2 separate regions of the Homo sapiens genome follow, and region 2 is linked to region 1. Evidence: chromatin contacts called from ENCODE Hi-C or POLR2A ChIA-PET data. All regions are on one chromosome and are shown on one strand. The core of a region is the stretch at or near the end of the contact, and the rest is flanking DNA. Distances in the headings are between cores, read along the strand shown. Region 1 overlaps CACNA2D3 (calcium voltage-gated channel auxiliary subunit alpha2delta 3). Region 2 has its middle 71 kb from the start of WNT5A.

Region 1 (3,704 bases), core at 80-2,579:
CTTGGCCTCCCAAAGTTCTGGGATTACAGGCATGAGTCACTGTGCCCAGCTCATCCATAATTTTTTTTGATCTTCACAGTAACCAAAAGAGATCATCGCTCTCACTTTTCAGGAGGACAGAATGAAGATACCCAAGTGAGATAAGCCAGGTACACCTCCCAGCATCCTTACTGTGGTCCTTTGTCTTTTAAATCCATCACAATAACACAGTTATCAGACCAGCAAGGTGTCATGTTTTATTGTTACTGTTTTGCAGCTTTGCTTGTTTCAGTCTCAATGCCAGCAGCAGACTTTCTCAATGAGTATTAGAAAATGAATTCCCTTGTCTCCCCTTGCCTATCTGGATCCTAACAGGAGAAGGCAATGTGTATCTCAGCACCTCTAGTCCTTCCCAGGAACTCGCCCTCTGGAAAAACAATTGTCTGGGGGAAAAACGCTTAAAAAAGTCGTTAAAAATCAAGTTGCAACTATAATCAAACTTCATAGATGATAAATGTGAGTATCAAGAAGGTCAAAGTCCTGGAACAGAATTCAAAGCCAATCTCTTAAAATACCTAAACATTGATTGATCTGTCATTTACCAGACTTGGTTTTGTAAGGTTATATGGTGGGTGTCAGGGCCTCACCTAGCAGAGGCAAACAGCACTGTCAAGCTCCAAGGAAGCACCGCCTCCTTGGACCCCTGATGAGCCAATCCCTCTCAAATTGGCAGCTACTCTGTGGCTTGGTTATTCACCTCCAGGTACCCTGAAGGTTGGGGGTATAATGTTCTGTGGTAACCTCTGAACTCACACACACACACTTGCAAACCACTCTCTAACTTTCTGAATCTTGGGACCCATTTGTCCATGTCTTAACAATCGCTCTTGCTTCAGAGAAAAGAAATAGAAAAAACTTATTAACAGACTCAGAAAAGACTTCACAGTCTACCTACTAGCCCTGGTGAAACACCAGTTTGATGAGTTAAGGGCCCGTGGTTCTCTGAAGATGCAGGGGCTTAGCATCTGGGTACTAGACCTGGAAACTCTCTGCCCACCATCTATCCACGTCTCTTTGGAAGTCCAAGGAGACACTGTCAAACCCCAGCATCCCCAGAGGGCCCACTCCTGGGTGTGGAGCTCTGCAGCCCCTCAGGCTAAGCACAGAGGCAGAGGTTTATTAGTAAAATGTAAACAAACAGGACTTGGAACAGTGACTTTTGTACAGGCAGGAATTCCTCAGCATAGCTGCAGAACAGCTGAACACCCTGAAGCCATTTGTTACGAGATGAGTGTTTCCTCCCTCTGGCGGCTCCCCCAGCAGCCGCACCACCTCCCAGAGTTCTGAAATGACTCATCAGGGCGGGAGAGGACTCCAGGACAGTGGACAGAAGCCAACAAGCCTGAGGAACAAAGGGTGGTGGAAGGGCTAACAGGCAGGTGAAAGCACATGCTGGGGCCCGCATGGTAGAACAGAGAGGAAAAATCTCAATAGGCCTGGGGTGGCCTAAATTATGTTTCTACCAGTAGTGGAATCAAGAAATGAAATAAGCTTCCCTTTGAATGTTCCATTTCAGAAGCTCCCTGGGCCCCTGTAGAGGATCCCTCCTACTTACTGATTGGTGAGCTGCTCAGCCCCGACAAACAGGTTGATTCTGGAGAGGCCCGTGCGAGTGCCGAGGAAGGCAACCTCCACGCCCTTGTCAGAATTTCTGAAACAGAACAACAGACGTCAGGGGGAGGCCTCTAGACAGTAAGCAGATAATACATTGCATTTTAAGACTCACAGAATGTTTTTACCAAATAGCAGTTTTGAAACTTAAACTTTAAAAGAAGATACAGAAACACACACACACACACACACACACACACACACACACACACACGAGCACAGATTGCCAACTTGTATCCCTTACAAAAGTTTTCAAAGTAATACTTGCAGGAAAAATGAAGAACTTCCTGCCAACAAAAGCAGCATGTGAAAAAAATCTACTTCCAACCATACACACATCTTTATTTCAAGGTTCTGGGTGCAAGTTCAAAGAGATCAGGCTAAGAATGGGAAGGACTAGCCAGTTAGGGCTTAGGACTCGCTTTTTGCATTAAAGCTACCAAGTTTATTCTTGGTCTTGAGATCATTTGTGGAATCTGCCATTAAAGCAGCTGAGCCATGGAACCAAGTTTGCAGCATCCCACAGCCTGGAATTCCACGTAGTTGGAATTGGTTTTGACATCCACACAGTTGTGGGGGCCCCAGCTTATCACTTCTACCAGACCACAGGCCTTATTCTCACCACCAACCCCAAAGAGATGTGTAAAGAAATGGCTTCTTCCAATAGCTCTGTAGGAGGCTACACATAGGAACTCTAAGAACGGCCTTGGCAAGGAAAACTAATGTAAAAATTCACTAAATATCATTTTGTTTCAACTTCCAAGGCAAATTCTATATGCTTGAGCGTGTTCTTTAGGAGATTTGCAAGGTATATTTCTCCTATGCAAAAAGCAAATGGCCTTTCTTCACAAACACATAATATTTTTTTTCTTTCTTTTTCTTTTTTTTTTTTTTTTTTTGAGACGGAGTCTGGCTCTGTCACCCAGGCTGGAGTGCAATGGCGCTATCTCGGCTCACTGCAAGCTCCGCCTCCCGGGTTCATGCCGTTCTCCTGCCTCAGCCCCCCGAGTAGCTGGGACTACAGGCGCCTACCACCACGCCTGGCTTATTTTTTGTATTTTTAGTAGAGACAGCGTTTCACTGTGTTAGCCAGGATGGTCTCGATCTCCTGCCATTGTGATCTGCCCACCTCGGCCTCCCAAAGTGCTGGGATTACAGGTGTGAGCCACCATGCCTGGTCCACAAACACATAATTTTATCCTACAATAAATGTATGAAGAGAACACCAATTCTTGAGCTTGTTTCTCTGTCCTAAATGCTACTAGTAATTTGATCCAAAGTATTCTCCACGTTATCTTCAAAGTAAGGTCATTTGGTTACTTGATCTTTGATGAAAGTCAAAATGGTGGATGCTACCTTTAAGTATTTAAGGGCTGAATAAAAACCAAAACAATGCATTTCTGCTTGTAGCCTACACCAAATTGGAAAGCCAGGCTGTCCAATCAGTTACAGATGGTGGACTACAAAGCAAGTTACCATTTTGGAAATCTTTAGTATGTGTTAGGAATGAATCAGCAACCTTTGCTCAAGATTTTGAGTTTCATGAGAGCCGAAAAGAAACACTACAAGGTTTACTAGAGAAAGAAACCCCAGGAAAGGCTCAATTCGTTGCCAGCTTCCCAGGAAATAAGATCCATGCCATGAAGGCAAGCAGTTCAAAGACACCCCTAATAATGAAAATGGCAGTCTCTCTGGGGCTCCAGATTTGCATACTAAACAGCCTACCTGACATCTCCATTTGGGAGACTTTCAGTCATTTTCAGCTCACGATGTCTAGAAGAGAGACTGGCCATGCCCAGCCCTAAACCTGATCCTCCCCCAGTGTCTCTCGTGTTAGCAAATAGCACCGTCTGCCCAATAGCTCATGATATAAACCTGGGAATGATCCTTGATGGCTCAACCTCCCTACCCTCCACAACAAACCCATCATCAAGTCCTGGAGACCTTGCCTCTGAAGCAAGCCACAAGTGGACCTCTTCTCTCTGTGCCCACTGCCCGGGTCCAAGTCATGAATCCCTGGGAAAACTGTACGAACCTTTACTATTGTTCTTACC
Region 2 (4,070 bases), core at 892-3,391, 520 kb before region 1:
TTTCAGGATCTCAAACTGCATACATGTTAAGACTTTTCACCAAGTCCCACGTCTCTCTTATGCTCTTTTGTGCATTTTCTACAATATTTTCGTCTTCATGCTCAATCTTCTGCTGACCTATATTCCAGTTTACAGATCTTCTTTTCTGCATTGTCTAATCTGCCATAAACCCAACTGTTGAGTTCTAATTTTTCAGTTATTGCATATTCATTTCTAGAATTTCAATTTCTTGTTTTATAAAAATACCAGTTCTCATGAAATTCTCCATCATGTCATCTACTTTCTTAAACTTATTAATCATGGATATTTTCAAGTTTGCCTCTAGTAATTCCAATATCTGGATCACATATGGGTCTGGGTTTTTTTCTTCTTGGTTTTTGGTTATTTGGTTATGTCCCTTGGCATGCTTGGTAATTTTTGATAAATGCTGAACAAATGTATGACAAATTATAGAGCCCATTTGAAGCTCTGGATTCTGTTATCTTCTTCCAGAGAAAATTAAATTTACTTGGCTACTGTTATGTGTTTTGATACTGGTAGGTCACTTTGTTTCATCTTGGTTTGAGCTTGCTTAAAATAAGGTTTTAATCTTTGTAAGAGTTGAGCTACTTCTGCCTCACCCTCACTTCTAATGTGTAGCCCATTCATGATCTCAGCTGGAAGTTTGAAGTCTATACCAGGCCTCCCCCAACTCACGCCCCTTGGTGGACCTAAAGCCTCAATTTTAGTTATCATCAGACTCTTGACTTTTGAGCTTCTGGATTCTATGAGGTTTTACAAATCAGCAAACGCCTAGAGAAAAAGTGCTGTGAAACACTAGATTTATCTCAGTGTGCTTTACTTCTCTCTTGGCTCTTAGTTGCGTTAGTATTCCCTGAATGTCTTCCATCAGAGGTTTTCTCATTTTTTATTTTTCTATTTTATGTATTTTATCTAGCTTTTAAAGTTGTTCTTGGCAAAGGGGTTAGTCTAAAGCAAACTAGTTGCCATGAATAAAAGCAGGAGTCCATTGTACTTATTTTTGTCATTACCTTCTACTTTAAGACCAGTGATTCCAGCTTTCCTTTTATATTAATGAGGTAGTTTCCTTTCTAAGTAAATATATTCATTATGAGATGTACAAGTTCTAGCAAATACAACAAATAGTGTAATAAATACTCACTTCCTTACACAGAGTATGTACCCATGTTCAAATAAAGAAAAGTTGACTTAAAGGAAAATAGTAAATAGCAATACAGATGGTACTTGGAGATGGTAAAAAAAAAAATGGTGACAGTGGGGTTCAAACAACTTGTTTTACATGTAGAGAAATAGAAGCTCACAAAGTTATTTGTCTTGCCTAAGGTTACACCGAATATGCATGGTAGAGCTGGATTCAAATCTCTTGGTTCCCAATGCATTACTTTACCTGCTCTAACACATAACTCTGCTCCTAACGGCTCTTCTTCCGCCCTGACTGGCTCTTAAATAGATTTAATTTCTGTAGTTTATTTTCCATTTTGGCCTAAATTCTTCCGTATGCATCCTAAGCCTATTTTTGTAATTGTCTTTTCATTATTAGGTTGTAAAAAAAAAATAAAATTTATAGGCCTAACCCATGAGTAAGTGTGTGTGTGTGTGTGTGTGTGTGTGAGTGTGTGTGTGTGTGATGTCAAATTCCCATCAGATTTTCCTAGCAGTTTCTATATAATGTTTGAACCCATGAGATTCTGCATGATTGATCCTTCTAAATGCTTAGCTCCTTTTAAAACTGAACGCAAAAGAATGACTAGTTCTGTGGAATTTATTGTTACTAAATCTCCTCTCCATTTGCTTAATTGTATTATTTGCCTGGGGGATGCTGTTTAAATGTCGAGCCAAGTCAGCTAAATGAAACATGATCCTGGTGCAAGAAAATAATGATGTGTCTCTTTTGTTAAACAGCAGCCTCCCCCCTCATCTCCAGATGCCTAGAACCACACCCTCATTTTTTTTGGAGGCAAGCAAGGGTGGTGCCCAGCTTGGTCTTGGCTGGTAAGGGCATCAGCCAGGAAGCGAGCAGACCAATGCAGCCTGAACTGGAGCTGGGAGCTGGGGGCAGAGCAGATGCTCAGGCCACTGTGACTGACTGACTCAGACAGGAAGCTCAAGCCATCCCTCTAGTCCTGGACTTAGGCCATGTCTCAACCCCTGCTGAACTGAGCAGCTGAAAACTGAGGCTATAGATTAACCATTTAGCTGGGAAAATGACCAAGGTTGAAGGGAACTTCAAGGGAATCATCTGCTTCCTTCTTATCTTGAAAGGTCATGGGGACTTAGTATTTACAATTTCTAGATTAGTGTTTTTTCAGTCATATCATTACATAACCCTCCATAAACTGGTATCTTTTTCATCTCTTTGACCTTCCCTTTTAGGGTCCTCTGAGGTAAAATGAGAGCATGGGATGCAGCAAAGACCACTCTAGGAATATTTACCAAGTGCCCATTGTGTGCCAGGCACTAGTCTAGGCTCTCGGAGGTAGCAATGAACAAAACAACCAGACTCTCCTTTGTGGAGATGGGGAGGGAAGGGGAGGACAAGAATAGATAAATGAGTAAAATGCATGGATGGCAGTGTGAGTGGAAAGTATTATGGGAAAAAATTAAAATAAGGGAAGGAGACAGGGAGGGCTGGGTGGAACAAGGCTGCTGTGTTAAACAGGGTGGTCACCTTCTTTGAGAAGGTGAAGGGATGAGCCTTGTGGCTGGGGCTTTAGGGATCTTTCATAAGTGCCTTTTGAACCAGTAGCCTTGAGCATTATTGAGTATTAGAATTGTGGTGGCATGCAGTTTCCCAGGCCCCACTCCCAGGGATTCTGATTCCTTTGGTGCAGCCCAGCGCCGGGCAATTTGCTTTTCTAGAAGTCTTATGTGGTGGCCCAAGGCCAACTTTCTTTTTTGATACTGCTTTAAACTTTCTGTACTTTGAAAGCCTGAAACAGAATTATTCCAAGGACGAGGCAATTGTCACATTCCTCATGACAGGGAAATACAGAGAAAGAATTTTCCCATAGACTGCCATCTTGTTGGTGAATACAGTCCTCCATGCATGAAGGAGAGAAATGAGCAATTATTGAGTGCCTGCTGTGTGCTGAGTGCATTCTGCATTTGCTGTTTTGTTGGTCCTCCCAACACTGCCTGGGACTGTGTCCTATAAGCATAGTTAGGCCCAGAGAAGCCAGGCGACCCCCGGCTTTGAAGGGGTAGTCTCGATATTCAGTGCTCATTCCACTTCATGTGAGATTTTGACATGGAGAAGTGAGTGTGCAGGTCTGCTTGGTCTCCTCCCCTAGGCCATCTTTACCAATCTGAGCCCAGTCTTTGCCAAGACTGGCTCCACCCAGCAAGCTGGACTTTCAGTGAAGATTTTTCTCAGGAAAAATGTCTGCTGATTCCTGAGTGCCAGGCATTTGAAAGACTGCTGACTTTCTGAATTAAAGGGGACCTCAGAGATCATGTAGCTACCCACAAGCAGGAAAAACATGTTGTGTCTGCCACCATTCCTTCCCCTTCTCTTGGTACCCCTGGGAAGCAGTAATCAATGGTGGCATCCTTTCTTGAAGAACCCAAAGGCAAACTCAGAGCCGTCTTCAATCCGATGCTTGAGTTAACAGCTGCTGATTTATCAAATGTGGCTTCTAAAGAAGAAACCTATTTTCCATCCATTATCTGAACAGTTCCTTCTTTGACACATCAGGAAGCTAGGGCTCAATAGGGTCAGTTTATTAAAGACACACAGCTAGTTAGTAGGAGGGCTAGATCTCATCCCAGATAATTGCCTTTTTTTTTTTTTTTTTTTTTTTTTGGAGCTACTTTTTTTTTTTTGTTAGGAATCTCACTACTCAAACCCAGGTATGTAAGACATTGGCTATAAACAACTATCAACCGTGATCAGTTTCTGAATCAAGCCATTTTTGCCTTGTGGCAACAACACATCATCAGCTTCTCCCCTGGGAGCTGTGCCAAATTCTGGAAGGCAGCAGAGGGCGAAGGCATGGGTAGTGCCATGGGGTCCTTTCTTGATCATGTCCCAGTGCTACCACCTATCCTCT

The links. A loop is a pair of places that touch in the nucleus more often than their neighbours do. ChIA-PET counts read pairs that join two places held with the same protein, here RNA polymerase II (POLR2A). Pooled maps may share reads with other maps.
Region 2: a loop to region 1 is called in a map of PC-9, with 12 times the contacts of the local background. The contact joins two enhancer-like sites. A Hi-C loop is called at or near these places in 2 of 168 maps with a recorded cell type or tissue (PC-3 and PC-9) and 2 of 50 pooled maps. POLR2A ChIA-PET finds 5 or more read pairs at or near these places in 3 of 52 experiments (OCI-LY7, PC-9 and WTC11).

What each region holds. Positions count from the first base shown.
Region 1 is chr3:54,889,341-54,893,044 of GRCh38, reverse strand. It overlaps CACNA2D3 (calcium voltage-gated channel auxiliary subunit alpha2delta 3), which reads right to left. Exons shown (of 38, transcript NM_018398.3): 25 at 1,595-1,690. All of the region lies in intron 3 of CACNA2D3-AS1 (CACNA2D3 antisense RNA 1), which reads left to right. Among named protein-coding and RNA genes, the nearest start is that of CACNA2D3-AS1, 10 kb to the left of the region's middle. Within about 2 kb of position 1,329, at least 19 of the 41 ENCODE cell types and tissues checked have a DNase peak (open chromatin) inside an H3K27ac peak, as active enhancers do; they include PC-3, where a contact is called at or near this core.
Region 2 is chr3:55,414,507-55,418,576 of GRCh38, reverse strand. No RefSeq gene overlaps it. Among named protein-coding and RNA genes, the nearest start is that of WNT5A, 71 kb to the left of the region's middle. Within about 2 kb of position 2,141, at least 3 of the 41 ENCODE cell types and tissues checked have a DNase peak (open chromatin) inside an H3K27ac peak, as active enhancers do; they include PC-3, where a contact is called at or near this core.